Regions from separate parts of the Homo sapiens genome. Here region 2 is linked to region 1. The links are chromatin contacts, found by Hi-C or POLR2A ChIA-PET in ENCODE. All regions are on one chromosome and are shown on one strand. Each heading gives the region's core, a stretch centred on a gene start or an enhancer-like site at or near the end of the contact. The rest is flanking DNA. Distances are from core to core; before and after follow the strand shown. Region 1 overlaps LOC105372112 (a long non-coding RNA gene). Region 2 overlaps LOC105372112 (a long non-coding RNA gene).

Region 1 (3,678 bases), core at 639-3,138:
TTAAGCCACCCAGTCTGTGGTATTCTGTTATGGCAACCCTAGCAAACAAATACACTAACATATTGTCTGCAAATTGGGATAGCTTTTTTAAAAAACCCATTTTTATGCTTCTGAGTCAGGGGTCCCCAATCCCCGGGCCATGGAGCAGTACCGGTCTGTGGCCTGTTAGAAACTGGGCTGCACATCAAGAGGTGAGCCTGTGGCCTGTTAGGAATCGGGCTGCACATCAAGAGGTGAGCAGCAGGTGAGTGAGCATTAGTGCATGAGCTCTGCCTCCTGTCAGATCAGCAGCGGCATTAGATTCTCATAGGAGCGCGAACCCTATTGTAAACTGTGCATGCAAGGGATCTGGGTTGTATTCTCCTAATAAGAATCTAATGGCCAGTGAGACCATTCCCCACCCCCTTCACCCAGGGGAAAAATTGTCTTCCACAAAACCAGTCCCTGGTGCAAAAAAAGTTGGGGACTGCTGTTCCAAGTGATTTCTCTCATTTACTTTTATTAGGACACTAGCATAATATTGAATCATAGTGGAAATAGTCCTGATCTTTAAAAATGTACCTTTGGTGTTTTTGCAGGGGTTATGATTATGTGACCCAGAGCTGGAGGAATAAAATAAATATAGCTAATATTTATTGAACAATTGTAATTTCCTTCTCTGTCTTCACAGAGCATCCCAGCAAACACCCACCTCATTTCATCCCAAATGAGGGAAAAGCAGCTACATGTCTGACTTGAGTTTTGGACGGTGATAGTCCCAGTCATTTTAAATCAATCAAGATTGTCTTTGTACCCCATCACAAAACCGCACCCCAGTTTTTCTTCTTAGGCAAATCCATAGGAGATGGCCCACTAGGTAAAATCTCTGGGAACTCCAGACCATCTACCTTGGCAAAGTTTTATGGTACTGTCCAATAAAAATGCAACATGAGCCATATTTGTAATTTAAAGTTTTTAAATTGTCACTTTGAGAACATTAAAAGAAAGTGGGTTAAATTAATTTAACAATATATTTTATTTAACCTAATCCATTTGTAATATTATCACTTCAACATGTAATCAAATTTTACATTTTTTTCACACAAAATCTTCAAAATCTGCTGTGTGTGTAAAACATACAGCAGATCTCCATTTAGACTGCACACTTCAAGTGCTCAATAGCTACACGTGGCTGGTGGCTACTGTGTTGGGGAGCACAGGTTTAGGAGAATCAGTATTCCTATTTCTCCAAGGAAAAATGAAATTATATTTATTGAATACCAAGGCACCATAGTTGTTTTAATATACACGATCTCATTTAATCTTCATTATAATGCTATACAGCTGGTATGATCGCCCACATTTTACACATGACGCTGAAGATCAGAGATATTAACTAACTTCCCCAAGCTCACACAGTCATTTGATTTCAAAATTAATGCTAAGAACTATCTAACCACCTGGGAAAGACTGACTGAGCCTGCAGGCAGAGTAGGGAGAATGCAGCCAGAAATCACTCCATACTCACAGGAAAGAGAAGAAACAGCAATCATAACTGACTAGGAGCACAGTTTCCTCTGCTCAGAAGGAGGTTTACAAAGATGTCTAGTCCCTCCCCAGCACTTGCTGTCTGCACGCAAATTGCATACGTGACTATATCCTGTCTCACATTGCTTTCTCAATAAAAATGAGGTACCTCAACGAGACCTTCATTGTCTCAAAAGCGGGGATGTAAATTCCTATTTCTCTCCTTGTGTCCTCTACTCAGTAGAGATTGTGGGCATGATAGGTGCTCATGACTAATTGATAAAACAATAGGAAGTTTCTGTGTCTGACCCTGAATCTTATCCCATGGGTAATCTTTAGAAACAAAAAGGTATTTCCTATTTGCCTTTCTAAAGTTTTAGTCCCTGTTGCTCCAGTTCCAGGCAGTCAGTCTTGGTGTGGAGACAGCTTTCTTTGTCCCTAACATGAGCAAGACTTCCTGGTGGGAACTGGTGAATTGATTATATCTTGCACCCTGCACATGTATCTCTTCCTGGAGTTGAGCCAAAAGGCCAGAATGTAAACATTCAGAACCTCCCTTGTTTCACAATTTTTAAATTTTATACAGAGTCAGCTTTCTTGGTATCAAAGTTTACAGGAACCAGAGTCCACAGCCTGCTGGTAAATGGGCAATCGGGAGAGCCCATCAGCCACTTGGGAACAGCCAGGCATAAATTTTCTCCTGGCCACTGCCTCCACCGTGGCTATAGCTGTGTCCAGCACACACAGTAGTGCTTAAACAAATATCTGCTGGAGAGCAGATGGATGGAAGGATGGATGGATGGATGGATGGATGGATGGATGGATGGATGGATGTTTACATTAATGATAGGCCAACAAATGGTTGGAAGAATGGATGGAAAGATGGATGAAAAGATGGAAGAATGGGCCAGGTGCGGTGGCTCATACCTGTAATCCCAGAACTTTGGGAGGACAAGGCAGGCAGATCACGAGGTCAGGATTTCGAGACAAGCCTGACCAATAGTGAAACCCCGTCTCTACTAAAAATAGAAAAATTAACCAGGCATGGTGGCATGCGCCTGTAATCCCAGCTATTCGGGAGGCTGAGACAGGAGAGTCACTTGAACCTGGGAGGTGGAGGTTGTGGTGAGCTGAGATCGCACCACTGCACTCCAGCCTGGGTGACAGAGCAAGACTCCGTCTCAAAAAAAAAAAAAAGGAAAAAAGAAAAGATGGAAGGATGGATGGATAGATACATTAATGATAGGCCAACAAATGGATGGAAGAATGGATGCAAGGACAGATGAAAAGATGGAAGGATGGAAGGATGGATAGATGGATGGTTGGATGGACGGATGGATAAATAGATGCATGATTCCTGCTTAGTGTGTCTGAAGTGGGAATCTGTAATCTGACCATTTTTCCAACTCCTATGGTAATTCTGATGATTGGTCAAGGCTGGAGCAGCTCTCAGCCCTGTCCCCTGGCCCTGCAACTTCTGGACCTTTTACTTTGTGACTAGGACGGGAATCAAAATCTCCCTTCTTACTCATTATCTGAAGAACCACAGCCTGTTTACTGAGAGGAGCTTTCTAGATTCTCCCATTCAGAGATGATAAGGTGTCAACTCTCAGTTTGAGCTTGCTTGGCCTGCAACTTTTTTTAAATCTGAATTAGTTGGCAACATTTAAAATTAGATGATTTTTCTAAAATCTGGATTTCTGAATTTTCTTGGGAATAAAAAGACAGAGAGAGAGAGAGAGAGAGAGAAGTCTTGGTAGAATTGGGTCATTATTCTTGCAAGGCACTGGAATCAAGACCCAGAGAGAAGAAGTCATTTGGATGGGTTCAGGCTGTTAGCCAAGGGCAGACAATCCAGATCCCCCAGTGCCCAGAGATCCAGATTCCCACGTCTTTCCCTGCTGCATGTTAACTGTCAAAACAGGTCAAGAAGACTGAGATCTAAAATGTGTTCAAGGAAAATGAAGTAAGAAGTTGGCTAATTAAAGCATGGTCATCATCATGATTGTTACCACCATTGTCACCTTAAAAAATTATAGAGCGTGTATTATTTATAAAGCACCCTTTCATGCAACAGAACAAGAGACACAACAAACACCTGACAAGGATGTCAAGGAGAAAAAGCATTTAAGGATTATTTCAGAATGGGTGATAATATGAAGCAATATGCTA
Region 2 (3,667 bases), core at 132-2,631, 41 kb before region 1:
GAGAGCTCTAAGCAAGGTGCTCTCCAAAGTCCTTTTGTGGGTAGCTTAGTGATAGAACATGGGCCCTGGGCTGAGATGGGGTTGAGTCGAATGTCAGTGCTGCCACTTACAACACAAGTGGACAGGGACAAGTTACTTAACCGGCCTTCACCTATAAAATCAGGAAACTACCTCCAGTCATTTGTGGTAAGGAGTAAATGAAATGAGGCACCAAGGCTGGTGTTTATGAAAACTTTTTTTTTTTAAATGCCAGCTCTTATTGTTCCAGCTCCTACATTTTAGGACATTGTGTCTCCCTACCCGACCCCCTTTCACCAAGTCCTTATAACAGATCTATATTGCCCAGAATGCATTGCACGCAGAGCTAGAGAAAACTTCTCGGCTGGGCTTGGTGGCTCACACCTGTAATCCCAGCACTTTGGGAGGCCCAGGCAGGAGGATCACTTGAAGTCAGGAGTTTGAGACCAGCCTGCTGGCCAACATGGTGAAACCCTGTCTCTACTAAAAAATACAAAAAAATAGCCGGGCATGGTAGTACTTGCTTATAATCCTAGCTACTCGGGAGGCTGAGGCAGGAGAATTGCTTGAACCTCGGAGGCAGAGGTTGCAGTGAGCTGAGATTGCGCCACTGCACTCCAGCCTGGGCAAAAAGAGTGAGACTCCATCTCAAAAAAAAAAAAAAGCGATAATTTCTTGATTCTTTTTCTCAAATATGCTTCCAGAAAATGGAAAAGACGTGTCCATGGGAAACAGAGAGAGGTGGCCCACAGAGATGGAGGGGAGCAAAAGAGTTGGCTGAGGCCTGACCCAGAAGATAGGAGCCCATGCTCACTGTGGCCAGTCAGTTTCCAGACAGTTACCATGGGAGAGTTGGTAAATCTTCCCTTCTAGGATTTCAGAGCACTGACCTGCCTGCCAGGCCCAAGTCTTAAGATCCAAACCAGGAATGAGCTGTTACTATGGAAAGTGTGATTTTTCTGCAGGATTAAGAAGCCTTCACACTTTTTCAGTCACATCAGAATTGCCACCCCTGGGAGGGATGCGTCGGATAATTTGAACCAGGTGCAGACTTCGTGGCCTGTCTTTACGGGGCAGACACTCATACACAGATTTTGTTGGCTGTGCCATGGACTGTCTTTCTTATTTTCCTAACCTAGTCAGGACTTTCTTCCAAACTTCACAGACAGTTTCGAGAAGCCACACACACTGCCTGCCAGGAGCTGAGCAGAAGCTGGGAGGCCCCGGTGGTAGAAATGCGTTCCAGCGTCACCGAGCCAGGCAATCGCTGCGGCCTTTGGGTCTGCTCCCCTCCAATAGGAGCAGGACTAGCTTTCTTCCAAGGGATCAGGAGATCCTCCCAGCCAATGCAAGGCTGGACCCCTGTGACTCACCCTCTGTGTGTGGCTTCTCAAGCAGATTTCCCAGGACAACATGAAAGGCTGATAGATTATTACTATCTGGTTTCATGTTCCTCCTTTTGTTAAAATTCCTAATATAAGGAAGTGGAGGTGGGGGACTGAAGGAAGTCTCACTTTACAGCCCGACCCCCACTCCCTGGCAGCTCAGCTATTGCTGGCCCTCCAGGGTGGCAAGAGACAGAAGTGTATTTCCCAGGACCAAGTCAAAGAGCTCTTCCCTCTTCATCTCTCTTCCCTTATCAAGGGTGTTAATCTTACTGGAATTCACTTCAGTACAGCAAATGGGGCCAGATGGTAGAGGGGAGGAAATGACCCCAAGGTGTCTTGCCTATAAACCTTCCAGGGCCCTTGGAAACTTCCTGGGGGCACTCAGCCCGTCAGGCCCCCAGGAACTTGTACCAGGTCACAAATTCCCAACCCCTGGGGATGGAGACTGAGCCAGGAAAGGTGGGCTAAGTGAGAAGGTAGAATGAACCCTCTTACCCCTGCTCCAAGATATACTTTTTAAATATTTTCAAATTATTTTTAAATGTTCTTTAATTATTTTTAAATGTTCTTACTAGGTATATTCAGTGGGTGTTTATTCCTCTCCTTCCACCCCTAAAGCTATTATTAAATCTATGAGGTATCTGATAACTGGTTATGGATGAAAAGGTTGACATAAATGAATAAGGAAGAAACAGATATTCCCTGTATGTTACCATTCAATATCCTTTTTTTTTTTTTTTTTTTTTTTTTTTTGCCATTTTCTTCCCATCAGCCTTGGGTTTTAATGGTTTTTATCTACTAATTTTTAAAATAATCTTTTTTAAATAATTAAAAATAGCAACTTGTACACCAATGTTTATAGCAGCATTATTCACAATAGCCACAAGGTGGAAGGAACCTGAATGTCTATTGACAGATGAATGGATAGATTAACTGTAGTCTATCCATATGATGGAATGCTATTCAGCATTAAAAAAGAATAAGGCTGGGTGCGGTGGCTCACGCCTGTAATCCCAGCACTTTGGGAGGCCGAGGCGGGAGGACCACGAGGTCAGGAGATTGAGACCATCCTGGCTAGCACAGCGAAACCCGAAACCCTGTCTTTACTAAAAACACAAAAAATTAGCCGGGCTTGGTGGTGGGTGCCTGTAGTTCCAGCTACTCAGGAGGCTGAGGCAGGAGAATGGCATGAACCTGGGAGGCGGAGCTTGCAGTGAGCTGAGGTCGTGCCACTGCACTCCAGCTTGGGCTACAGAGCGAGACTCCGTCTCAAAAAAACAAACAAACAAAAAACAAAAAAGAATGATAAATTCTGATTCATGCACCACCATGGATGAACCTTAAGGACATTATGCTAAGTGAAATGAGCCAGACACAAAGGCTAATACTGTACGATTCTGCTTATATGAGGCTCCTAGAGTAGTCAAAGTTGCAGAGATAGAGGTAAAATAGAAGTTACCAGGGGTCGGGGAAAGGGGGGATGGGGGAGTTTTTGGTTGATAAGTACAGCATTTCTGTTTGGGGTGATGAAAAAGTTCTGGAGATGCATGGCAGTGATGGCTGTGGAACATTGTGAATGTCCCTCGGTGCCACTGAACTGTACACTTAAACATGATTAAAATGGTAAATTTTATGTTATATACATTTTACCACAGTAAAAAAAAATTTTACAGATAAAATTATTCAGGATTCCAAGCTGGTGACAGCAGAGCATTAAACCAAGCACAGGGTTTTCTGCTTGTGCGGCCCACCACGGCACAGGTCGCATGCTTGTGAAGACACCTGCCTGTACCTGGCATTGGGGACAGCAGCAAATCAGACCTGGCCCTGCCAGCAAGGAGCTGGAAATGGAACCAAACCCCGAGACTCTTCCTGACACTGGCCGGGCAGGAAGAGCTCCTGACCAGTGTTTCCTGACCTGGGTTCTAAGCACAGAAAATGCTGGAATTTTCGCATGTAGCCTAACTTTTGTGAAACACTCTTTCCTGACACATGACATTTCATATAGGTGAGGCAACTTTTGGTATTCTTTTAAAATAGAATTGCAGAATCCTGGGTAAATCAAGGGTTCCATCTCGGAGCTAGGTCTCATCATCACTTTCACCTTTCTGATGTTCCCTCCCGTTAAGATGAGAATCAAACAAGAAAATGCCACATCATGGTTCCTAGATGAGCATCAGGTCAATACAAATAGAAGCCACTGAGATCAGAGTGCAAATGGCACTGAGAGGTGGTCCTGGGGTGCCACAACTTTGACAGGG

The links. A loop is a pair of places that touch in the nucleus more often than their neighbours do. ChIA-PET counts read pairs that join two places held with the same protein, here RNA polymerase II (POLR2A). Pooled maps may share reads with other maps.
Region 2: a loop to region 1 is called in a map of endothelial cell of umbilical vein, with 5 times the contacts of the local background. The contact joins two enhancer-like sites. A Hi-C loop is called at or near these places in 10 of 168 maps with a recorded cell type or tissue (Caco-2, Calu3, IMR-90 and 7 more), 1 of 37 single-sample maps with no recorded cell type and 10 of 50 pooled maps. POLR2A ChIA-PET finds 5 or more read pairs at or near these places in 5 of 52 experiments (AG04449, Caco-2, HEK293 and 2 more).

What each region holds. Positions count from the first base shown.
Region 1 is chr18:49,683,786-49,687,463 of GRCh38, reverse strand. The region is part of intron 2 of LOC105372112 (a long non-coding RNA gene); the gene reads right to left. Among named protein-coding and RNA genes, the nearest start is that of LIPG, 120 kb to the right of the region's middle. Within about 2 kb of position 1,888, at least 3 of the 41 ENCODE cell types and tissues checked have a DNase peak (open chromatin) inside an H3K27ac peak, as active enhancers do; they include PC-9 and endothelial cell of umbilical vein, where a contact is called at or near this core.
Region 2 is chr18:49,724,010-49,727,676 of GRCh38, reverse strand. All of the region lies in intron 3 of LOC105372112 (a long non-coding RNA gene), which reads right to left. Among named protein-coding and RNA genes, the nearest start is that of ACAA2, 88 kb to the left of the region's middle. RefSeq lists enhancers at 403-1,146, 1,147-1,892, 3,148-3,667. Within about 2 kb of position 1,381, at least 6 of the 41 ENCODE cell types and tissues checked have a DNase peak (open chromatin) inside an H3K27ac peak, as active enhancers do; they include PC-9 and endothelial cell of umbilical vein, where a contact is called at or near this core.